2 separate regions of the Homo sapiens genome follow, and region 1 is linked to region 2. The links are chromatin loops, found by intact Hi-C in ENCODE. Cell type or tissue: heart left ventricle. All regions are shown on one strand.

What was found. Hi-C counts contacts between places; a loop is a spot of excess contacts. Peaks named below come from ENCODE experiments on the same cell type or tissue, not always from the same donor. Only the 100,000 strongest peaks of a DNase experiment are listed, where the experiment ranks them.
Region 1: it touches region 2 in a loop (3-fold over the local background); 30 of 110 quality-filtered maps call a loop at or near these places.

Annotation. Positions count from the first base shown.
Region 1 is chr17:50,599,970-50,607,969 of GRCh38, forward strand. CACNA1G (calcium voltage-gated channel subunit alpha1 G) reads left to right here. Exons shown (of 38, transcript NM_018896.5): 18 at 757-857; 19 at 1,082-1,205; 20 at 2,851-2,919; 21 at 3,046-3,230; 22 at 4,186-4,312; 23 at 5,929-6,054; 24 at 6,931-7,020; 25 at 7,858-8,000. Among named protein-coding and RNA genes, the nearest start is that of ABCC3, 31 kb to the right of the region's middle. In heart left ventricle, no CTCF peak of the experiment used is centred here; a DNase peak (open chromatin) is centred at 4,662; H3K27me3 peaks cover 247 bases.
Region 2 is chr17:50,557,710-50,565,709 of GRCh38, forward strand. CACNA1G (calcium voltage-gated channel subunit alpha1 G) reads left to right here and starts at 3,006. Exons shown (of 38, transcript NM_018896.5): 1 at 3,006-3,992. The coding sequence starts at 3,751. It overlaps CACNA1G-AS1 (CACNA1G antisense RNA 1), which reads right to left and starts at 4,399. Exons shown (of 2, transcript NR_038439.1): 1 at 4,219-4,399. RefSeq lists enhancers at 2,556-2,605, 3,965-4,554 and a silencer at 2,826-3,205. In heart left ventricle, a CTCF peak has its summit at 3,288; DNase peaks (open chromatin) are centred at 2,391, 2,952, 4,035 and 7,392; H3K4me3 peaks cover 3,125 bases; H3K27me3 peaks cover 6,275 bases.

The DNA.
Region 1 (8,000 bases), 42 kb after region 2:
AAGGGGCACCTAGAAACCGAGCTCCAAACAATCCCTTTTCTCCCTCTGCCCGCCTTGCCAAGCCCCAGATCCTTGTCATGCCTATGCCTGGGGCTGCGGCTCTGCCACCCTTGGTGGATATGAATGATTTTGGACAGATGTGTATGAATCTTTCATGGCCCTCCCCCTGTGACTCAGAAAGACCCATCACTCATCTCTCCAAACTGATGCCCCGCATCCCCCTTTCTCGTCTCAACCTCATCACAAGCCATGACTTCCCACTCTATCCATACCCATGTGCCCCTGCCCCAGCCCCTCATCACCACCATTCCCCCTGGGGATGGGGTGCAGTGACCTCAGGGTTAGCATGTGAAGAGCAGGGCCAGTGTCTCCTCAGCTGAGGTGTGTCTCTGAACAGACAGCTGTGTGGGGCCAGTGTTTGATAACTGATGCTGCTTCCCAGCTCAGCAGGGAGGACAGGCAGGGGGCTGGGCTGGAGGCAGGGGTGGGGAGAGGGGAGAGCGGGGTTGGGGATGCAGGGGAGGAGAGGGAGGAGGTGGAGAGGCAAGGGGTCCTCAGGGATGGGGAGGGGGCCTGGCAAGGTTGACAGGGAGATGAGGAGGTGGCTTTAGGAATAAAGGAAGAGAGGCAGGGCAGAGCTTGGGCCCCAGGTGGGAGAGGGTAGACAAGGAGTGAGGCTCGTGACTCTGCTGAGGAGCCAGGAGCCGGGGAACCTGGAGGCCTGGTCCTGCTCATACTCCAGTGTTTGTTCTGCAGAGCAAAGGGGAACGGGTCCGCGCGTGGATCCGAGCCCGACTCCCTGCCTGCTGCCTCGAGCGAGACTCCTGGTCAGCCTACATCTTCCCTCCTCAGTCCAGGTAAGTGACAGGGCAGGGGTCTGACCTGTGTCCCGACCTCTTCTTCTCACGGGAAATTACCGCTGGTGATGCTGTCAGGGATTTGAGAAGTGGCACCCTGCCTGGGGTGTGAGCAGGGTGGCCTCAGCTGGGAGGGCACTGGAGGGGCAGGGGCTGCGGGCGGTGCCTCTCGTTGCCACCTGCCCTGCCTCCCCCTCTCAGCCGTTGCCTCCATGCCTGGGCAGGTTCCGCCTCCTGTGTCACCGGATCATCACCCACAAGATGTTCGACCACGTGGTCCTTGTCATCATCTTCCTTAACTGCATCACCATCGCCATGGAGCGCCCCAAAATTGACCCCCACAGCGCTGTGAGTCACCAGCCCCGCTCAGGGCAAGGCCTCTCCTGGGGTTTGCACTCAGGACCAGTGAGGGAGGCAAGGAGGCCACAGTTGCTGACCTGCAAGTCACACAGCAGGGAACGAGGGGGCCAGGACTCTCCTTTAGGTCTCTCACCAGATCCTGGTCCCCGGGATGCCCCCTGTGTCCTCTCCTGCCTCAGTTTCCCTTCTATGATACATCAGCCCAGCTGGGTGCTTTGTCTCATTCCAGGCTATTTCTCATGAGCCAGAGCCTTGTGGGGCACACGCGTGAGTCGGGGAGTGCTGGGGCGGTGCAGGGGCTGTGTGCAGATGGGGAGGCATCTTGCCCAGTCTGCCTCAGGGCCTCGGGGGCATGCAGAGTGGCCATGGAAGCCGTTCTTTGCTCCTGGTCATCCTTCCAGGTCAAAACCAAGTAGATTTTCAGGGGCCATAGTGGGGACATGGGTCACTTCTGCTTGGCTGCGAACCTGTCAGTCCTTCTCAGAAGGAGAGCCAGAGGCCCTGGACATACCGCCCCAGGGTCGAACCCCTTCAGGGTGGGCCCAGCTCACCCTGGGAGCTGTCTCTTCCTAGCCTGGCATTATAGCCCTTCGCTGTCGGCAGCAATTCTGGTTCCAGAAGGATGGGTGGGGGGTGGTTGTGTTTCCGCTCACGGCATCCTGCACCACTTGCTTAGAGGTGGCCAGGGTTTGCCTCTCATCCCTCTTTGCCATCTCCCACACCATTGTTTAGATTTCAGCGCTGCTGGGGCTTCTGTTTTCTATTAGGGTCGGGGTGGAGGGAGCCTGAGGAATGGCGGGAGCAGCCCAAGACTAGGCGGGTGAGAGAGCACCCGCACTGGGGACCTCACACCCGGAGTCACAGGGTAAGGCAGGGGCGCTGGCTGCACTCCAGCCTTGGCTGCCTCCCGCCTGAGGCCCTGCTGTAGAGCTCTCTGTCACCATGTCACTGTCTCCACGTCTCTCTCACCATCTTCCCACTCAGCTTCTCCATCTCCAGCTCTGTCACTGTACCTGCTCCTCTCCTTCCCTCCTCTCTGTGCTCACACCCTGCCCGCCACCTCTCTAGAGATCTGCGCCTGCCTCCTGGCCACCCAGGGAGGGACTCAGTCCACAGATGCCAGGGAACTAGATGGCCTTCCTCCCTGCCCTGCCCCAGCCTGTGCCTGGGGGTGCAGAGTCTGTGTCAGGACCCCAGCTTCCACTGCTGCTCCATTTCTGGGGTGCACAGCAGGAAAGCAAGTGAAGAGGGTGGGATGGCAGGCAAGGGTCAGAGATCAAGTGAGATCCTGCCCCAGTTTTTAAAAGGAACCAGGGAATAGGGCTTAGGACGTGGGACGCAGATCACAGCACTGCAGTGCAGATCCTCTCCCCCTTGGGCTAAGTGGCTGTGGGGGCGGGGAGCTCTGGTCACAGACAGGGGTGTGACTGTCCACAGAGCTGCAGGGGAGTCAGGGGGCCTGGCACTGGCTCTGTGCGTGTATGAGAGGGGCGTGATCTACATTGTTGTGGAGGGTGGGGGTCGTTTTCTGAGTCAAATGTTAGAAGCAGGTTTTGACTTGTGTATGCAGAGCAGACCTGGCCCAAGGGTGGGGGCTTCCTGGCGGGCAACCCCTGCCTCCCCTCTCTTGCAGGAACGCATCTTCCTGACCCTCTCCAATTACATCTTCACCGCAGTCTTTCTGGCTGAAATGACAGTGAAGGTGATGGGGGCTGGTGTTGGCTTGGGACCTCTGGTTCCTGGTGGGGGTGGAGACAGCTTGGGCTGAGGGTGGGAGGGTTGGCTGCAGCGCAGGGAGGGCGGCCGATGACGTGGCGGTGGTCCCCAGGTGGTGGCACTGGGCTGGTGCTTCGGGGAGCAGGCGTACCTGCGGAGCAGTTGGAACGTGCTGGACGGGCTGTTGGTGCTCATCTCCGTCATCGACATTCTGGTGTCCATGGTCTCTGACAGCGGCACCAAGATCCTGGGCATGCTGAGGGTGCTGCGGCTGCTGCGGACCCTGCGCCCGCTCAGGTGACTCCCTCCCCAGCACTGGAACACCTCCAAGAGGTGGCCCCCTCCGCAGGGACATCTCCCACCGCCAGCACTCCCTGCCACGAAACAAAAGCCTGCACAGGCCAGCATCCTGTCTGTGACCCCCACAGGCGATCCTGTCCCCGCCCCAGACAACACTCAGATTACGGCCGCAGTAATTTCCCTCCAGGTGCACACCTGCTTTCCTCCTCTTCAACATGACATATTCCTCAGGGCCGCTGCACCATGTGATGTAAGGTGACTGCAGCCCTGTGCAGCACACAGCACAAGGGGCCACGAGCAGGACTCTCACAGTCTTCAGCTGCGGCTCTCCCTTGTGTGGCCTCTAGGGGTGACACTCAGCCCCTCCCCGTGAGGTGACAGGCTCCTCTTGCTGGCTTTCCCCATCTTCAGGCGCCTGCCAGTGACCACCCCCCGGTGACATTTCTCCTGACCAGGGATCCACCCTCTCAGGAATCCCTTTCCAATCAGCCAGTCACCACCCCCAACTCAGATTTTTTTTTTTTAATAGGGATGATGTGGACTAATGGCGATGCTTCCCTGACTGTGATAGTCCATCTCCCTCTGCCCCTTCCCCTCTCTGCCTGCTCCCCTACAAGTTTATCTCCTGGTGCCCCCAACCCACAATACACTGCATCTCTAGGGAACGCCTCACTTGAGTTGAATCCTCCCCACTCCCAACCCAAACAGGTCGTACATTTGACATCCTGGGATGGAGGTGGAGATGTGGGGCATGGGGATCTCTGCCACTTGTTTTGAGAGATTACAATAGGGGTCCTGATGGCAGGGGTCCCATGAAAAGAGGACTTGTGTTCTGCCACCAGAGGCCAGGAAGGGACCAGTGGTCAAGGTTGGGGGTGGGGAGCAGGGTCAAGGGACAAGGGAGGGTCTGGGCTGGGGGAAGCCTTATCACCTCCCTCCCTCCCCTCCCCAGGGTGATCAGCCGGGCGCAGGGGCTGAAGCTGGTGGTGGAGACGCTGATGTCCTCACTGAAACCCATCGGCAACATTGTAGTCATCTGCTGTGCCTTCTTCATCATTTTCGGCATCTTGGGGGTGCAGGTGTGTGGGGTTCTGGGGGCCAGCTGTGGGTGAAAGCCTGAAGAGGGCCCTTCCCCTTGGCCCCTGGGTCCTATGGCTCAAGCTGCTGTTGCTGCCTTCATTCCAGAAAGGAATAAGCAGGGACGCTTCCCTCCAGGCTCTAGGCCCTTTTACCTCCTGGGCATTTCAAAGAAAAGTGGGAGCCTAGAGGAAGGCCCCAAGGAGGACCGGGGCTGCCGAGAGGCTTCAGGCCATGGGAGCCGCAGGCTGCTGTTCCTGCCCTCTGCACGCACTCCCTGAGCACAGACGCTGGCCCGCGGTCTACTCCGGGATCCCCTCCCTTCCTTCCCGGCTCGAGCACAGTGGGCTGCAGGCCAGGTCTGGGGATCCAGGGCCCAGACAGCTGGGCCAGGTTAGCAGCGTGCTGGCAGGCAGGCGGGTGCAGACCCCAGACGAGGCAGGAAGTGGGGGCTGCTGGGGAAACTTGGCCTTGGGCCCAGGGAGGAGACTTGGCTTTGGAAGAGAAAGAGCCAGAGCTGCCTGCAGGATTCAGCAGACGCCTCAGGGGGCCGGGGAGCCCCTCCATCATAGTCTTCCAGGGCCCTTGGCTCCAGCTGTTTCAGCTGCAGGGTAGACAGCTGGCTGTTCAGGCAGCGTGGGAGCCCCTGGGTGGCTACACCCTCCCCTCCCCGCCCCTCGTTCCCTTGGCTTCCTGGGATGTCCACTCTGCCCTGGGTTGGGGGCTGTTCCCTGACTTCCTAGAAATTCTCTAGCCCTAGGGAACAGGCTGGGGTGCATTTACCAAAGCTGTGTGGTGCCTCTCTGTACACCCTCCCCACTCCCACCCAGTGCCCTTCCCCTTCCTCACTTCCCAGCCTCCTTGGGTCAGTAGAGTGAAGCATTGTTGAGCCCAGTCCTTCCGGTGGATTTAGGTCTGTTTTGAGCAGTTTGCTCAGGCCCCCTGGTCCTGCCTTCCGTTTTTCACTAGTGGTCATAGCCTGGTTTATAATGGAATGAGGGTGAGCTTTCCAATCAGACAGACCTGGGTTCGAGCTCCCTTTCTGCTACCTGCTGGCTATGGGACCTTAGTGAGTGGATTAACTTCTCTGAGCCTCCGTTGTTCTTATCTGTAAAGTGGGGTTGATGATACCCACTCCCCCACCCAGAGCTGCTGTGAGAATTAAATGCCCAGCTCAGTGGTTCTCAAACTTGAGTTTGCGTCAGAATCACCAGAACGGCTTGTTAAAAGATCGCTGCTCCCCCACCTCAGAGTGTATGATTCAGCAGATCTGGGCTGGACCTGAGAAGATGTGTTTCTAGCATGTTCCCAGATGATGCTGGGGACTCCCACTTGGCACACGCCTGGCCTAACCGTTGGTGGAAGATGAATGACTGTTACCCGCCTCCACCCTTTCCCACTGCCCGCCCCGATTACCTTTCCTCCCCACTCTTGGAAAGGAAGGGGGTGTCGGCAGGGGAGACTCTTGTCAGTGTTTCCCTGACTTGACTGGCCCCAGAGCAGAGCACCCCACACTCACTCAAAATGTGCCCAGGCTGGCGTGGGGGTGGGGCTCAGGAGTCCTGGGCTTCCTGTGGTCACAGCTCACTTTTCTCTGTCTCTGGGAATGTGTGTCCAGCTCTTCAAAGGGAAGTTTTTCGTGTGCCAGGGCGAGGATACCAGGAACATCACCAATAAATCGGACTGTGCCGAGGCCAGTTACCGGTGGGTCCGGCACAAGTACAACTTTGACAACCTTGGCCAGGTGAGCCCCAGGCTCAGAGGTGGGGCTGTGGTGAAGGAGGCTGGAGGGGGCACAGGGCCATGCTTAGTGATACCTGCTGACTCCGGTGGAGGTGGGCTCCACGAAGAGATCAGCCCTTCACACCCTCTGCTGTCTAACCACCAGCATGTCGCAAAGCCCAGTCCATCCCACAGTGCCCCAAAAAGTGGGCCCATGGGGTCTCTAGCCGTCCTTAAAGATGAAGAAACAGAGGCTCAGAGAGGGTAAGGGGCTTGCCCAGGGCCACAGAGCTACATGGTGGAGCAGGAAGCACACGTGGCAGTGGGGGCAGGCAGCCCTGGATGTGAATCCTGTGCAAATCCTGACCCCACCATTGTCAGCTCAATGACCTGGAGCAGCTGACTTACCAGGGCCTCAGTTTCATTAACTGGTGAATGGAGTCATAATAGAATCTCCTCGGAGGTCACAATAAGGATGCAATGAGATGATGTGTATATTTCTTTAACATGGTGGAAGGGACGGATATATTGTCAAGATAATTCCTTTCCTCACTCCATATTTGCAGAAACAGAAATGCAGAAAATGAAATTGCTCGCTCAGTTTTGATTCCCAGACCCACTCTGGTTTTGGTTTCTGGATTTCCAGGGTTTTTGTGTCCCTTCTCCTACCTGGCGGAGGGCAGAGGGTGTGACCATCTCTCAGGGCCCCTCCAGCTGCAGCTCAGTTATGGAACCCTGAGAGGGAGGGCTCTCCTGGAGCCTGGAGTGTGACTCCAGCTTGACCCCTCAAGGGCTGGGGTACTTGGAGCTGATGCAGGAGGCACTTTGGGGGCAGGTGATAGGTGATTCAGCCACACATCCTAGACTTCAAATGTCTCCTTCTCCTCCTCCCCATCAGGCCCTGATGTCCCTGTTCGTTTTGGCCTCCAAGGATGGTTGGGTGGACATCATGTACGATGGGCTGGATGCTGTGGGCGTGGACCAGCAGGTAGGGCTGAGGTGGGCAGGATCCATCTGTGGGCTCAGGTCACTCAGCATGGGCTGATTCCAGGACAGAAAGAGCAAGGCAGGGTGGCAAAATGCCATGAAAGAAGCATCATATTTTACAGCAGAGGCTGTTGCTGGTAGCCTGTGGGCCAAATCTGGGCATGTTTTATTGGTCTACAACATGTTTAACATGTTTTGAATTAGTGATGAATATTTTTAAACTGGTGAATTTGGGCTGTGTGCAGTGGCTCACACCTGTAATGCCAGTGCATTGGGAGGCCTAGGCAAGAGGATCACTTGAGGCCAGGAGTTGGAGACCAGCCTGGGCATCATAGCAAGACCCCCAGCTCTACAAAAAATAAAAACAATTAGCCGGGTGTGGTGGTATCATCTGGAGTCCCAGCTGAGGTGGGAGGATCTCTTGAGCCCAGGAGTTTGAGGCTGCAATAAGCTGTGATCGCACCACTGCACTCCAGCCTAAGCAATAGAACAAGACCCTGTCTCTAAAAAAAGAAAAAATAATGGTGAGTTTTACACAGAAATTCAGATTTGTGTCTACTCAGGAAAAGTCTGAAGATCTGGGAAGACTGGGCTTGCATTCCCTCAAGGCAGGAGTCAGCCAGAACAAAGAGGCAGTTTTGGATGGAGAATCTACTCTCCCCTTTACCACAGTCCCCGCCCCTCCCTACTGCTTCACATCAAACCCACACCATTCATTTCCATCGCCTGTCAGGCGGCTGTAGCTATTTGGGTTCGCAGGAACCCAGGCTGTGGGCAGCTCCTAAGACAGCTTGCCCTCGGGCTGATGCCTCCGCCTGTCCTTCCTGCTCCCCGCCAGCCCATCATGAACCACAACCCCTGGATGCTGCTGTACTTCATCTCGTTCCTGCTCATTGTGGCCTTCTTTGTCCTGAACATGTTTGTGGGTGTGGTGGTGGAGAACTTCCACAAGTGTCGGCAGCACCAGGAGGAAGAGGAGGC
Region 2 (8,000 bases):
TCATTCTGAGCACCCCCCTTCCTTATCTGAAAGGTGGGGGGCCATCCACCCAGCTCTCAGGGCTGTTAAGGTGACTAAATGGGATAATGGTTGTATCATCCCTGAGCAAAGGGTATCACAGATGGGAAGATTATCTTAGCTCCGCAGGGAGCCAGATGGGCTGTGAGGGAGGGGTAAAGGCAGGGCTGGAGGGGGCTGGAGGGGCTGGCTGAGCAGGGTATATATGGGGGGGGTTCTTCCTCAAACCCAGAAAAACTCTTAGTTAGGCTTAGTGTCTTTGTTGAGAAACTGAGGCCCAAAGAAAGGAATTTCTTGTCCCTTTGTTTCCCTTTCCCTGCCTGAGGTCATTCATTCACCTAACAACTTTGTGCCCGACACTAGACAAGGCCCTAGTGAGCAAAATGAACATAGCCCCTCTGGGAACACAGAGCCTAGATAGGGAGATGATCATTTCATTACTGCAAACACAAACATATAATCCCAGCCTGGGCTAAGTGCTGTGAAGTTCCAGACTTGTGTCTGGCTCGGTGCTGTATCCTAAGCACCTTGGCACTTAAGTGGCATTGAAATACTTGCTGGAAAGAAGGCCACTCTGAGGAGGTGATGTCAGAGCTGAGGCTTGGAGGGCTGGAGTTAAATAAAGATGGTTTCAGGTCTTCTTTGCCTTCCCTGTAGGTTCTGCCTCTGCCTCCTCTCTGGCACTCAGGCTAAGGGTAAGCATCTCCGACTGGCCATCAGCCCCAACATGCCGAGTACAGGGATCAGATCCTGTCTTGCGTGGCCGGTCTCCCCTAGGTCCTGAACCCAGGGAAGTGCATGTGGATCTCAATTTATCTAGATGGTGCGTTTGTGCCTGCCCTCCTTTCGGGCATGTTCTAGAACAGAGTTCAGTCCAGAGCCCAGGGGTGGCCGGGATGATGGATGAGGGTGTGGGGCCTGCTGACCACCAGGGGACCTGATCATTGGGCTGGGCCAGCCTCTCTGTCCTCATTTTCCCCTCTGCAAAGAAGGGGTGTTGGGCGTCCCTACTTCTCGCGCCAGCCCCGGGGCCTCTATCCTGGCGGGAAGGGCAGGCCGACCCGGCAGACTGCGGCCTCTCGGGAGGGAAGAAGGTGTCAGACGCGCGGAGCAACCATAAATAGCCCCCCTTTCCCAGAAGACGGCACGGGGTTCAAGACTCAGGCGCCGCATACTCAGAATGAGAGCAGAGACTCCCGCCAGGAAAAAAAGGCACTTAGGGGATCTGCTCATTAGCATGAAATGCAAATGAGCCCGCCCGGCCTCATTTACACAACTCTGTGCATGGATTCGGCGAAAGGGCAACCAGGGAGACGACGGCGCAGCAGCCACTCTGCCACTTCCCCCATCCCCTCCCCCCATCGGCCGGGGCGGGAACTGAGACGACCCCAACCCTCTGCGGTGGCGGGAGGTGCGCGGGGGCTGCGTGGGTGGTGCAGCCTTAGGAGAGTGAACAACGCCCAGGGGTGATGGCCTCAGCAAAGTGAGGGGTGGTGATGGAGGTCATCCGACCCATCCCGCCGCCTCTCCGCAGTGGCGCAAGCGCCCCAAAATCTCCGGAGAGGGAACTGACTGACCCACTAGGTTCCGCCGTGTCTACCTCTCGCAGATGTTGGGGAAGTGCTTCCCGGCGTCTAATCCTCGCTGTTCCCCCCTCCACCGGCGCCCAGCACACCCGCGGCGCTCCGCTCCCGGGTACCCACAGCTTTCTGGAGTGGCGCCGGCGGCAGGAGAGAGCTAGAGCCGACTGAGCCCCAGAACTCGGGGAGGTAGGCGGGGCAAGGGCCGGGGTCTGCGCGTGCGTGTGCACGCGTGGAAAGCACAAACCCACGAGGGCCCGCTGCCGGTAGGGTTAAGGTGAGTGAGTGAAGGCGGCAGACCCGCGAAGTTCCAGTTCCGCGGACACTCTTTCCCTAAGCCACATAGGGACTTAAGAGAAACTGAGGCACGAAGTTGGGGGGTGGCGGTGGTGGGGACTTTGAAGGTCGAGTCGATAAAGCCCAGCTCTGTGCTTCCGCCCCCTCCCACACACTCGAGACCCCCACAGGTTCCTTCTTAGGGGTCCTCGCTCTGCTCCGCAGCCCCTCCTGGGGATCCGGGCTCTGCGGTCCAGCGCGACCTGCCTGGGGCCACGTGTTCAAGCACGAAGCCCCTGCGTGGAGTCCACGCCCTTCAAAAGGTCCCTAGGGGCAAAGGGATGAAGCCCAGGAGCGTCAATGTGAGGTCAGGTCCAGCGGGTTAGGGTTACGAGGTCAGGGTCGAAGTCTCAGAATTGACTCGGGAGTATGACCAATAAGCCCAAGAGATTTGTGGAGGCCACGCCCAGACCATGCCTACCCTAGCCTTTCTCGAGCTCCGCCCGTTTCTCCAAGACTGGGCCCCTCCAGCCTGAAGCCCCACCCCCAGGACATCCAGCTCCGCTCCTTCCCTCCCCCAGTCCCGCAGCCAAGCTCAACTCCAGGGTGGGAGATTAACCAGGTGGAGACCTGGGATTTCGCTCTGGGACCCCCTGGTGACAACCCTCACCCCCGTGCCGCCTGTCTCCTTTCTTCCCCAGGCCCGCCCAGAGCTGAGCTCCGTCCTCCGGCTGCTGCCCAAATCAGGGGTCGTGGACAAAGGATGCCTGGGGCCTGCGGCCCTACGCCAGGACCCCGCGCCGAATACTCTGATTCTTCGGGCTCCCTCCAAGGGAGTCCCAAAGACCCCAATGGCCAATAGGAAAGTGGGTTCGGTCTGGGCAGCAGTCTGATTGGCTCCAGCCTTCGGGAGCGGACCCAGGGGCAAGGGGAGGGGAGAGGGGCGGTCCTGGGTTTTGGGGTGGGAATCGGATTCCAGCTGTGGTTCTCTCCCTGCGCTCCCGCCCGCACTGCCACGGCGGACGGCCAATGGGCGCGCGGCTCGGGGCCGGCGGCGTCCGGCGATTGGCTGCGGGGCTGTCTGGGGGCGGGGCCGAGGCTTGAAGTTGAAGTGAGGGATCCAGCTGTGGTGTGCGCGGGGCTCCTCGCCGCCGCTTTCGCTCGCTCGCTCCGCGTCTCGGCCGGAGGAGGAGGCTGTGGCGCCGGCGACAGCTACGGCAGCGGCAGCCACCGCGGCGGCTGCGGCGGCGGCATCTCCGCCTCCACTCCCGCCCGGGACTGCCCCCCACTGTCTCCCCGCCCCTCCCGGACAGTGAGCCCGCGGCGGGGCGGGGGAAGGAGCCGCCCCCACCCCCTCCAAGCCCACCCCTAAAGAGATCCCTCCTCCCCTCCCCCGCCGCCTGGCGCGGAGCCGGGACGATGCTGACCCCTTAGATCCGGCTCCAGCTGCGCCGCGGGAAGAGGGGGCGCCCCTCCCCGGACCCCCGCCCTCCGCCGCTGCCCCCCTTTTCGTTCGCCCTCTCGGGGCGGCTTCGCCGAAGGTAGCGCCGAATCCGGCAACCGGAGCCTGGGCGCGAAGCGAAGAAGCCGGAACAAAGTGAGGGGGAGCCGGCCGGCTGGCCCGGGAAGCCCCAGGGGCGCAGGGGAAGCGGGACTCGCGCCGGGCGGGGTTTCCCTGCGCCCCGGCGCCCCGCGGGCAGCATGCCCCTGCGGGCAGGGGGAGCTGGGCTGAACTGGCCCTCCCGGGGGCTCAGCTTGCGCCCTAGAGCCCACCAGATGTGCCCCCGCCGGGGCCCCCGGGTTGCGTGAGGACACCTCCTCTGAGGGGCGCCGCTTGCCCCTCTCCGGATCGCCCGGGGCCCCGGCTGGCCAGAGGATGGACGAGGAGGAGGATGGAGCGGGCGCCGAGGAGTCGGGACAGCCCCGGAGCTTCATGCGGCTCAACGACCTGTCGGGGGCCGGGGGCCGGCCGGGGCCGGGGTCAGCAGAAAAGGACCCGGGCAGCGCGGACTCCGAGGCGGAGGGGCTGCCGTACCCGGCGCTGGCCCCGGTGGTTTTCTTCTACTTGAGCCAGGACAGCCGCCCGCGGAGCTGGTGTCTCCGCACGGTCTGTAACCCATATCCTTCGGGGCACGACGGCCAGGCGCGGGGTCAGAAGGGGGACGGGCCGCACCGCCGGGGGTCGGGGGGGAAGAAGACCCACCGCCAGGTGAGTCGAAGTGAGCCCGGAGGGTAGGCGGATGGGGGGGGGGCTGCCAGGGAGGGGAGGGGGCACCAGAGTGGGAGCGGAGACGCGAGCAGGTCTCGTCGGTAACCCGGGCTTACCCCACCTGCGTACACACACCTCAGTCTTCCTGGGTTGGGGGGGTGGGGATCCAGGCCAGGAGAAGAGAGCTGTGCCCCGCTGGCTCGCAGCTGGACGCCCTCCAGATGTGGTCAGGGGAGGGTCGTCATCCTCCAGATGTGGGAAGCTTCGGGAGCCTGGGAGCTGTACTCTGCCCGCGCCGGTTAGCGAGCTGGGTTTGGTTTCCGAGTTTGGTGGGGGGTGGGTGGGGGCGGTGGGGAGGAAGCTGCGGGGACGGAGGAGGGGGGACCGCAATCTCCTGGGTTTCCCTCCTTCCCCCGCCCCAAAGTTTGCGGCGGATTCTAGGGTCTGATCCCCCAACCTGGTCCTTGAGGCTGAGGTTTTTACTGACCTAGAAGGAGATGTTGGGGGGCGGGGACCAGGTCCTGGCCCACCTCACCCCCCACCTCGCGGGTTGGAGGCACAACAAGGAGATTCCGGCGGCGGCTGATGTCAGGGGCGCAGAATGAGAACAAGATGTGGTGGAGGGGAGCTGTCTGCCCCCGGAGCTGGGAGTGGAGCCCCTTTCCGCTAGAGCCCAGTGCCGCGGGTGCCTCCTACCCGATCTCCATTCGATGCAGGGTGCTTAAGATTGGGTTGGGGAGTTTTATGCTGGATTTTTCTTGTGGAGGGAAAGACTGTGTCAAGAGCTTTTTTAGCAAGTGGGGGATGGGGTTAAGCTGGTCCAGGTTACTCCTCCCCTTTCACAAATAAAGAGTGCTCCTGCAGACCAGGTATGGGGGACTGCAGGCCCGCGAAAGTCTTGAGGGGACAGTAATACTGTCAGTGTGTTCACTAAGGAGGACTCGGGTCCACCACCCCAGCGTAGACTCCGCAGATAGGTTTGGGGAATGCAAGCCCCACATTCCAGGGAGATGGATTTAGCACTGCTCCCTGTCTGCCCAGGCTGGAGTGGTAGGGGAGACCCCAGCCCAGTCAGACCCTAGCTCAAAGCGCCACTTGACAGACGCCTGGCCCCAAGCTCCCTGGCGGGTCCTGCCACCGGGGGAAGGAAAGGTGGAGGGGAGGTGTTGCTGCCATCTCAGGTCTGGACAGCTTCTCTGGGCTCCTTCCTTCCAGCTCAGAGGTTCTTATAGACCCAGGGTGGGAGACCCCAGGTCTCCCTTGTAGCCCCTGTGAGCCTAGCAGGGACTCTGCTTTGGGGAAGGGGGGTGGAAGGTTGGTGCCGCCCTCACTCTCTGCAGCTCTGCTGCCTCTAGTGCGCAAAGCAGGGATGAGCTTGTGGCCCCCCCACCCCCATCCTCTACACCTTGTGGGTCTTTAGGAAGCTCCCCTCATCACATCCTCTTCTCATCCACTGCCCCTTCTTCCTTTCTCTCTGAGCTGCAGAAAGAGAGGTGCAGGCCTCAGAGGTCTGTGTTCTTGCTGAATAGGCACAATCTTGAGGTTTGAGCCCCCAGCCCCAGGCCCCTTTCTCCCAGGCAGGGATGGAGATGGAGAACTGATATGGCTGGAAAGGATGGGTTCCGAGCAACTCTCCTCTCTGCCCCTAATCATTTACCCCTTCCACGAATGGGAAAAAGCATCAACCTCTATGTCCTCCTTCTCAAGGGTCCCAGGGGAGGTAGAGAGAGCTCTTCTCTCCCCTCTCCCTGAAAACAGACCTCTAGGCTAGCATCTCTTCTCGCCTGCCCTATCTCCAGGTGCTAGTGGAGGGTCTGGAGGCAGACTCCTTCACTGAGTGGTCTGGACGGGGGCAAGTGTTGAGGCCTGGCATGGGGGAGGAGAGGTGGGAGGACAGCACTCACCTTGGGAGTTGGGGAGCAGCTTCCCCCAGGGGAGTGGTAGTTGGGTGTGTGGCATCAGCATTACTAGGTCTGGAGAAGCCTGGGTTGGCTGAGGATGGGTTGAGAACAATTTTTTGGCAGGGGACTGCCTAAGCTGTGCCCCTCACCACTGCCATCCTACCCAAGTACCAAGAGACACCTGTATTTTTGCTGCCAGAGGGGCTCTGAACTGCCTCCAGGGCCTCCCTCTTTCTCTTTGTGGTATCTGTGACTCCCCACAGGCTTCAGGAGGGTCCCTGTACGCCTCTGAGCCGGAGGGACATAAGGACACTCCCCTCCACCCCCAACTAACTGAAGCTAGTTAGGCTTTTCTTGGTACATTCTGCTTCTTGGCCTCTCCTTTTTAAGGGACCAGGTTTCCTAGAGAGGAGATCTAGACCCAGGTAGGAAGTGTGTGTGTGTGTGTGTGTGTGTGTGTGTGTGTGTGTTGCAAGGGAGGACAGCAAAAGGCTCAGAAGTGCAAGCTTTGGTGTGGAGAGCAGGGGTACTGGCAGACAGTCACCCCTGCCTCAGATCAGAGGGGAGCATGCTGGCCTTTCCAGTATGTGTTCCTGCAAGTGTGAGGGAGCGCGCTCCCCTCTCGGGGAGGAGTTCCTCCGCATTCCCTCTCTGGCTGTTGTGTCACATCTGGAAGTTTGTGTAGGAGTTTCTCCAAGCTCAGAGCCCAGCACAGCTTTTTCTCATTTGGAAATCACAGGCTGGCATTTGGGATGCCGAGAGAGGGGGAGTGGGAGGGGGGCCAGAGGGGGAGAGGGGAGCCTGCCAGGAGTCGGGGGAGGAGAGGGGGGGGAGGCCTGAACGGCAGGAGCCCTAATGGCTTCCAGAAGTGAGTGTGAGTGAGTGACTGTGCGTCACTCTGTGTGTCTGAGTGTGTCCCTCTAGAGGGGTGGGGGCACAGGAGTTTCTGGAGCCTTCCTTGCCACACTGTCCCAATGCCCCAAGTCTGCCTATTTCTCTTACCTAGGGAGAATTCTCCATTTCTGTCCTCAGAGGAAATGGTGGGGGGAGTGTTCTTCCTGTCTCTTCATCAATTCCCTCCTCCAATTTAATTTCCAAACCCTAAGCTCACCAGAGGAGATTCTGGGGAGAAGGGCTGGGGCTGGAGAATTGAATGGGATTGAGGGGGGGCCAGATCACCCCTTGGCATGCTTTCTGCCCCAGGCCCACTTTCCTTCTGGGTCACACACACATTCCTTCCCACCCGCTCTGCTCCACCGCTCTGCTGGGGGACTCCCCATCACCCGTAGTGCCAGTTGGAGCCATTCCTGGGATTACCCCCACCACACAGCCCCCCCCACCCTCGCCTGCTCCCGCCCAGCACTCACCCCGCCCTGCCTGCCTCAGCCAGGATGGCGACAGACACAACTGCTCACACGCAGACATGCGCACGCGCGCGCACACACACACGCGCACACACACACACAGAGTCACAGACGTTTGAATCAGATTTCTGGCCTATTTCCCCTTCCAAAGATTCCAGCGGGCCGTCTCTCTTGTGTCTCTGTGTCTCATGTCTCTGTCTCTGGGTGGAGCCGGCTGCCTTTCTGTGAGCTTCAGTTTTCAATTCAGCTGGAAGCCTCTCTCCCCCTACACCCACGCACTGAAGCGTGGTGAGGGGGGAACCACAGGGAAATAGGCTTGTGGGGTGGGGCGGGGGGTTCTGCTGGGGGAATCCCCCTTTGAGCTTTGGAGCAGGGCGGAGCCCCTACATCCCATGTTACCCTAGGGGTTGCCGAATCCGATAGACACCAGGAGCCTCTCTGTGGGATGGGTGAGGCAAGGACCTATCCCCCTACCTCCTCATTTACTAGAAGGCCAGGACTCCTGGGTCCAGGCCCATTTTCTCCTCAACGTTCCTTAGTCTCACATTTCCAGGCTCCTAGGTGGGAATGGGGCCGCTGGAGGGCCTGCTTGCCTTCTCAGCCCATGCCCAGAGCCCCTGTGCCCCTAGAGGTGTCCCAGCCACCCCCCTCC